Linked DNA regions of Homo sapiens: regions 1 and 3 are each linked to region 2. The links are chromatin loops, found by intact Hi-C in ENCODE. Cell type or tissue: PC-9. All regions are shown on one strand.

Region 1 (2,500 bases), 71 kb before region 2:
CTGGCAGCCAAAGCAAGATGCGCAAAGCTGAGCTGGGTGGGGTTGGGGGCCCTCAAGTGGACAGAGGTGTGGACAAGTGGGGCTAGCGTGGTTGTTGGCCTGAGTGTCCCTGTGAACAAGGTGGGGCAGGGCACCAGGCTGGGAGCCCTCAGGGTCTAAGCAATGGGGTTAATGACCCCAGGATTGTACCCATAGCACCCGCAGCAGTAGGGAAGGGATGTTCTCCCCTGGAGGCAACTTCCTTGAGATGCACGGCGGGTGGGTGCATCAGAGAGAAAGCAGAGTTCAGGGAGTACGGGAGAGGGGGCATTGCTCAATCCCCCACACCTCCCCACCCCTCACACACTGGCCACCCATCCCACAGGTCCCAAAGGAGTTGTTCCCCTTTTAGAAAAAAGCTGTCTTAGGATTCAAGTTTGGGGAGCAGGGGAGGATGTTCAGTTTTCAAGCAAGAGGGCCAGACAGGAGAGGGTCCAGGACAAGCCAGAGGGACAGGACAAACCAAGGGTCCACAGGGGTTTGTCCTGGGGAGGGAGGGAAGGCCAGAAAACACCCCATTTACTGTGTCTGAGACTCCAGCTGGGACAAGGCCCACAGCAGCCTGTCGTTAGGAGGACACTCGAAGGCATGGCATGGGGGAGAGGGGCAGCGCACAGCACGCAGAGGGGCCTGCACGTGCCCCGCGGACTCCACATCTGTGCACATGCCTGTGTGTTGTCAGGGAAGCTGTGCAGCCCGGCTAAAATTACAATTCTTTGGCGAGAGGATGTTGCTTATTGTCAGGAGCAGATCCTTTTGGACACCTGGGTCATTGTCGGAGACCGGGAAAAGTGGGTGGGGAGGAAAGCCCCTGGCTCCAGGGTGGCCAAAAGCATGTGGGACAGGAAAATGACCCGGGGCCTGGGCCTGAGCATGTGCCAGGCGGGAACCGTCCAGTTGCCGTGCTGCTGTCAAGACCCAGGCCCCCCGCCCGCCACCCGCCACCTGCCACCAGGTAAGGAGGCAGGGCCACCTAGAGGAAGAGTGCCGTGAACCTGGGAAAGCCTGAGTCTCAGGAGTAAAACTCTCGCTTGGATTGCAACGTCCTGGGGCCTCAGTGTCCACTTAGTTGTGCCCTCATTGTGTGCCCTTGGGCAGATCCCACCCTTCTCTGAGCCTCCGTTTCTTCATCTTAACCTGAGGGCTGCCAGCTCTAAAATCCTGTGGGCAGGAGGGAAGAGCTGTCTTATGACCATGTATTATGTGCTAGGCTCTTGCTGAGCATCTTATACCTGTCACATTTAGTTCTCATAACACCCCCAACATGGGTGGTATCATCCCTATTTTAAAGATGAGGAAACAGACTCAGAGAAGTGACTTGCCCAAGGCCACACAGTGCTGTGTGACTGAGCTGAGATTCACACCTTGGACAGGCCAGCACTGCAGACAGGAAGAGCCACCCACCTCTCCAGAACCCTCCAGTGGGCAGGCGGGGCTGATGCCTCATCCTTCAGCTATTTAGAAAAAATGAACTGACCGTGCATTGACCTCCACGCCCTCCGTGCAACATTCCTGCTCTGCCTCAGACCCAAGCTGAAAACATCATTCTTTCATTCCACAAATATTTACCAAGGTCCTAACATGGGCCAGGCCCAGGCAGGGAGGCTGTGGGGATGCAGAGTTCCATCAGGGGCATCTGCTCAGAACTTGGGCCTGGACCTGTGCCTGAGATTTCTAGCTGTGGCACCCTCAGATGTTTCTGTCCCAGTACAAGGGAAAGGAGCTCTTGTTGGCATCTTCTCAGAATGCCAGTTTTTGTGACCTTCACCTCTCTCCACCCAGCAGGCCCCGGGTGACCCCTGTGAGTGTGCACGGGATGGGTGTGTGTGGGTGTGGACAGGCCTGTGTATTTTTCATGACAGGGCGTGAGCTTAGCCCACAGTCGCCAAGGCAACGCCCTAGCCTTTGGAGGTGGGACCCAAGCTTGGTTAGTCGGGCCTAGGAAGCCCCACCCAAACAGCTGAACTCTGACCAGCTGCTAGAGGTTGTCAAGTAAACAGTTATTAATTGCCTGCTGTGGCTGGCCCTGCACTAGATGCAAAAGGTCCCGTCCTTGGTCTCACAGGACATCCCAAAGAGAATGGGACCTGGTTCCAGCTCCCCGCCAGGCCCCATCCCCCAGGATGGTCCACAGGCTGGGGCTGGGGCTGTAGGAAAAGACTATGTTCTGTCTTTATCAAGATGCAGAGGGAAACAGAGGCATGGATCAATCAGGACTGGGGCTGCCAAGGCTAAGAAAGGAAGCGTCACAAGGCATAGGCTCAGGGCCTGAAGCCAGCAAGTCTGCCCTGGGGCTTTCTGGCCAGTGAGGACAAAGGGCATCTCAGATGTGTTTATTGATACCTGCCCCCGCAGGAAGTGTCCATTCACATCAGACCAAGGGGGCTGGGAAGGGGAAGCCAGGCTCTATTGAAGGAAGCGGCACTTCCAGCACCTTGGGAAAGCCTCCGTGCATCCGGGG
Region 2 (2,500 bases):
CTGGGGACTGTGCGGTCACAGAGACAGCACAAATAGGAACCCCAGACCTGATGACTCCCACCACACCCTAGCAGGCCCTGGGCCCCTAGGACTCTGAAAAGGACCCATGATGACACCATGATACACTGCCTAGCCCTACCTCCAAATCAAGATGAACAGGAGGCTACCAAATGAGTCTCTAGGCAGAGGAAGGCAGAGTGATACACAGGGAAGCCAGAAGAGGATGGGCTCAGACCTCAGGAGACCAGAGCCAAGACAGAGGAGTCACCACCAAAAGCAGGGGCAAGTGACCAGCACCCCCGATTCTTAAAAATGCTCATCCAGTGTAATGTCCACCCAGCTACTTTCTCCAGCCCTCTCAGCAGGGAACTAGCTACAGCTGACCAAAATCTAGAGTGTTTCCGGAACACAACACACTCTCACAGGCCCATGTGAGAATACTTTGTAGGCTGCCTACTTCCTCTAGGAATGTGAAACAATAATCGTTTTCCATGATGACTTTGTTACTTGTTTTGGTCCGGCCAACCTGGACTGAAAATAATCTTGGGCAGCCCCTTGTATCTGAAACTGGCCCAGCTAATACAAACTGACTGTCACTTCCCAATCCATGACCTACTGAATGGCAGCAGGCCTCTTCCTCAGATCTGGAGGCAAAAAGATACGCATGGTGGAGAATTCGGTACGCCTATAAAGTCAAGTTCCAGCGTAAAACAGATTTCCGTGGACACAGGAAGTAACACGTAAATTCCAACTCCTAGAAAGTGCCTTCTTAGCAAGACACCCCCTTCTACCTCCAACCACAAGCCAAACATAAAGGTGCATGTTACAAAAACAGCCTGTGGTATGCAACGGATTCCATCTCCCAGGATGAACGACATGATGACATACGTTCATAGACTGCGTGTCCTCAGGGCAGGCACCACTGGGTGGTGCTGGGGAGCTCCCAGCCGCCAAGAGGTGCAAAGCCCACTCCCAGAGCAGATCTCCTAAGAGGGGATCAAACAGTGGGTCAGAACCTTTTGGGGACATGGATCCCTTTCCCAGAAACTTTATTACACACACATTTCTCCTAGCACTTGAGGAACTTCTCAGGTCCCAGCTGTGGATTAATCATAAAGCTCTACAGGCAAGGGTGGTTTTTCTCCACACAAGCAGGTAAACAACCCAGCTGAAGGCATGGCTACCAGCTCCACTGACTGCGCAGAGCCCGAGGCCCTCAGGCCAAAGAACAAATGAACAGTCACGATTTTCTTTACCCCAAAGAGCAGGAGGAACAGACATCTAAGTAATGGTGTGTGATCCCACGCATCGGTGGGAATGGGAGCGGCAAGGCAATGCTAACGGAGCCTTCCTCAAAACGAAATTGGAATTGGCACCTGCAAGATGGTGACAGAAAAGGCTGGCTACGTGGAGAGGGAGTGGGGAATTCCAGAACATTCCAAAGGAGTCCAGTTCTCTGTGGGGAAGGGAAGAAACTGTCCTGTCTTTTCAGGAGCGAAGCCAAGGGAAGTAGCGGCAGCCAGGCTGCAAAGGCAGACAGATCTCAGGTGCTTGGGGGAATGGTCTCACCTGCCCCACACACCCTAAGGTGAGGGCTCAACCCCGTGGGCGATACTGCAGGAAGCTTCAGGGATTTCTGGGAGGGACAGGACAGGCAAGCTCATGTGTGGGTCTCAACCACCCAGGCACAAGGTGGCAGAACTGAAGAGGAGGTGGGAGATACCAATGTCAGGCACCTAACTGGAAGGCGAATTCAAAAACGTCCACATGAGAAATGGAAGCAGCAAGAGCCAAGAGAGGCTAACACAGAGTCCAAGAGAACAAGATGGGCAAATGGCACTAACAGGGTTCCATGAGAAGTTGTGCAGACTCAAAGGGAAAACAGAACAGCAAGGGCCAATAGCACCAGGAGAGACACGCCCATGAGCAACGTGAGCTGCTCAGCAGAGGCCAGGGAGGGGAGGGCCTGGGGCCCCACCCAGAGAGTCCCCTGGAGGACTGGGGATGAGTGACGGGAGAAGGAATGTTTCAGAGACACGCGGTCATCTCCAAGGAGGGGGAGAATCCCGTACACCTTCCACCAGGGTGTGGAGCTGGTATGAGTGGCTCCAGACCACAGATCTCTGAACAATGGGTGCAAGGAAGCAGACCACAGCTCCAGGTAAAGAATGCATTTAACATCCACCCAGGGGCATAAAAAGAGAACGGATTAGCTGGACGTGGTGGTGCACGCCTCAGTAGTCCCAGCTACCAAGGAGGCTGAGGTGGGAGGATCGATTGAGCCCAGGAGGCGGAGGTTGCACTCCAGTGCCCCAGCACCACTGCACTCCAGCCTGGGCAATAAAGCCAGAGCCTGTCTCAGAAAAAAAAGAGAGAATGAGTGGCATCATTAGGTGATGACCTCACCAACAGTGGAAGCAAACAAGCAGAAACAAAATGCATAACTTATGAGCAATTCTATATAAGAGGGATCCTTTCAGTGGTGGGCTGAACTAAAAGA
Region 3 (2,500 bases), 130 kb after region 2:
GAAAGGCTGGCGCCCTTCAAAGGACGCAAAGAGCATTGGATGAGCACTGCCCAGCTGATCCCTGCCCACCTTCCACAGGAAGCCCACCTGGGTGAGTTCTTAGAGCCTTCCTAGTGCTGAGCTGCAAAGAAACTGGAGCCCTCTCCCCCTCCACTGCAGAGGGGACACAGTGACCAGGACGGAAGTTGGGGGACTGGGTGTGGGGAGAAGCCACCCCACTGCAGGGGCCGGGGCTGTCCATCTTTGTACCCCTGGTTCCATCCCAGTGCCTGAGGCATGGGAAGTTCTTGGAAATGTAGTCAGATGCTGGGTGAAGCCCCAGGAGGGGCCGTGAATGCTTCTGCTGGGAACTCCTAGAGTGGCGGCACAGAGAGGGTCTTTGCTGCGAAGGAACACTCAGAGAGTCTCTGGCTTTCGTGAGGTTATGCCTCAGGAGAGGAGACACTTCTCCTTTTCATTCGTTAAACAGAAATGATATTTGCCACCTTTTCTTCTCTAAGGCCTAAAGAGATGACAGAATGCTGCTGGTCCTACCCTGAGCGCGTGGACTCCACAGCGGGGTGTGGGGTGGCCCCTGGCAGGCCTGGACGGTTTGTTCTGTGCTTGCCGGTGGACACGCTTCAGCCCTCTGTCTCTATTGCCCCAAATCTGGCCTGTGGCTGCTGGGCCGCCACCAGCTTGGAGGGCAGGGTGGGCCCCGGGAGCCCCTGACCACCAGTGACTTCTTGTCTCCAGCTGCCCTCCGTCCTCTTGATCCCCCTCACCCCCCACCACCTCCTCACAAAGATGGCTGTGTGCTGAGGGACTGTGGCTTCCCTGGGCCCTAGGAAATTTATCACTGAGGTTTCAGAGGACTCTATGAAAAGGATTTGGAGAAAAAGTGTGGAAAATAAACAAGCCAGTTCCCAGTTCAGCCTCTCCTGAATGCCGCAAGTAAACAACCACCTCGGAGGCCAGCCCGGGATGTTCTTATTTGGCCTCTGTGGTTACACCTGCCCCCTCCCCGCCCAGTCCCTCCTCCTTAACTTTAAGAGCCTCAAAAGTCAGGGAACACACCCTCCGCTGGCCAGTCCTTGTGCTGCAGGGACGCTGGTGGCTGGGCACAGGAGGAACATGTATATGGGAGAGAAGACGGCCGGGGGTCCCAGCTCAGCCCTGCTCCCTCTGAGTCAGTCCCAAGCCTGGACCCTCCCCAGCAGGCAGACGGTGACGTCTTGGTTGGTTGGTGAGTTTAACTTTGATGGTGCAGAATGATGAGACTTTTCTCCATTTTGTGGCATCTGAGAAGCTTTGCTTCTTAAACATTGCTTTAGGGTGGATAGACCAAAGCTAATTTTCCCGTTATGTCTCTCCAAGACGGGGCCTACCTGTGAGCAAACCCTCATAGATTCATTTACTTTGTAGGCTACCTGGACAAAAATGTCAGGTTTCTTTGCTTTGGGCTGGAGTCCTATCAGCTCAGGGGTGGTGGTGTAAGGTCACACCAATGATTTCCAGAAACTCAAGCACTATTCTGAGTGACTAAGTCTGTGGGATAGGAAGCACATTTTCCATCTCTTAATAACTTCAATTTACTTAGTGACCAACTTTAAAACCAGGCACCCGGTTAGAAGGGGGAGAGCCAGGGCTTGGCAGCGGAGGGTCCTCACCTTGCATCCAGGGAGTGGCTGAGGGCCCTTCTCGTTCTCTGTGGCTGTGCTGAGCTGAGTCAGCGAGCCCTGAAGCCTCTGGGATTTGGGGAGTGGGGCACTGCTGGAAGGTTCTGGTTCCTGCTTTGTTCTGCTGCTGCCAGGCTTCTGGAGAGGGTGGTTGTGGGGTGAGTCCTGCGCTCCGCACGTCCACATGTTCGTATTCTACATATTGGGCTTCTGAAAAAAGTTCTGGTTCATAAGACGGCTTCACAGCTTAGCCGTCTGCAGACCAGTCTGCAGGTTGATCAGCTTTCTGTCATGTGTGTGCTGTTCCTGTTCACACATGCTGCGCCGATGCCCGCCTGTGCCTGTGCCAGCCCCAGCCCACACAGCTACCTGAGATTTAGCCCTGGGCATCTCCCCTACCCTTTCCCGCTTCCCCCTCCTCTCCTCCCTTCCTCTCCAGCTGCCTCGCCATCTGCAAGATTCTGGAAAGTGCTAATGTGTCTGAGCCAAACAGTGCTATCTGAGGAAATATTTTGAAAACACACTGGGCCACCCCCGTCCCCGCACTGTGACTACACTGATTTTCAGCAAGGAATTTCACTCCAGCCACAGGGCAGGGCCGCAGGTGCCTGGCTTTCCTCTGGAGACTTCCAGGGGCTTGTTAGAGACACGGAGAGAAGCTGAGGGCCTGTCCTGCAGGTTTGATGTGTCTGAAGAGGCCCCGAGAATAGAAATCTAGAACCTGCCAGTCACGAAGCAGTGTCACCCACCAGAGGATGAAGAACTGACTGTGACCTCGCAGGTCACCCACTTGCTTTCTTTTTACCGAGACATGCTATTTCTCTTTCACTTTTCTTCCTTCT

The links. A loop is a pair of places that touch in the nucleus more often than their neighbours do. Peaks named below come from ENCODE experiments on the same cell type or tissue, not always from the same donor. Only the 100,000 strongest peaks of a DNase experiment are listed, where the experiment ranks them.
Region 1: it touches region 2 in a loop (7-fold over the local background); 7 of 110 quality-filtered maps call a loop at or near these places.
Region 3: it touches region 2 in a loop (3.0-fold over the local background); 2 of 110 quality-filtered maps call a loop at or near these places.

The regions. Positions count from the first base shown.
Region 1 is chr10:71,765,391-71,767,890 of GRCh38, forward strand. The region is part of intron 38 of CDH23 (cadherin related 23); the gene reads left to right. All of the region lies in intron 1 of VSIR (V-set immunoregulatory receptor), which reads right to left. Among named protein-coding and RNA genes, the nearest start is that of VSIR, 6.9 kb to the right of the region's middle. RefSeq lists an enhancer at 947-2,146. In PC-9, no CTCF peak of the experiment used is centred here; DNase peaks (open chromatin) are centred at 161, 1,511, 1,961 and 2,401; H3K4me3 peaks cover 515 bases; H3K27ac peaks cover 2,500 bases.
Region 2 is chr10:71,836,396-71,838,895 of GRCh38, forward strand. All of the region lies in intron 1 of PSAP (prosaposin), which reads right to left. Among named protein-coding and RNA genes, the nearest start is that of PSAP, 14 kb to the right of the region's middle. RefSeq lists enhancers at 1-250, 68-137, 248-347, 251-1,020, 1,791-2,500. In PC-9, a CTCF peak has its summit at 955 (motif pointing right); a DNase peak (open chromatin) is centred at 2,046; H3K27ac peaks cover 1,232 bases.
Region 3 is chr10:71,969,490-71,971,989 of GRCh38, forward strand. All of the region lies in intron 1 of CHST3 (carbohydrate sulfotransferase 3), which reads left to right. Among named protein-coding and RNA genes, the nearest start is that of CHST3, 6.3 kb to the left of the region's middle. RefSeq lists enhancers at 92-635, 636-1,179. In PC-9, CTCF peaks have their summits at 958 and 1,165; a DNase peak (open chromatin) is centred at 1,012.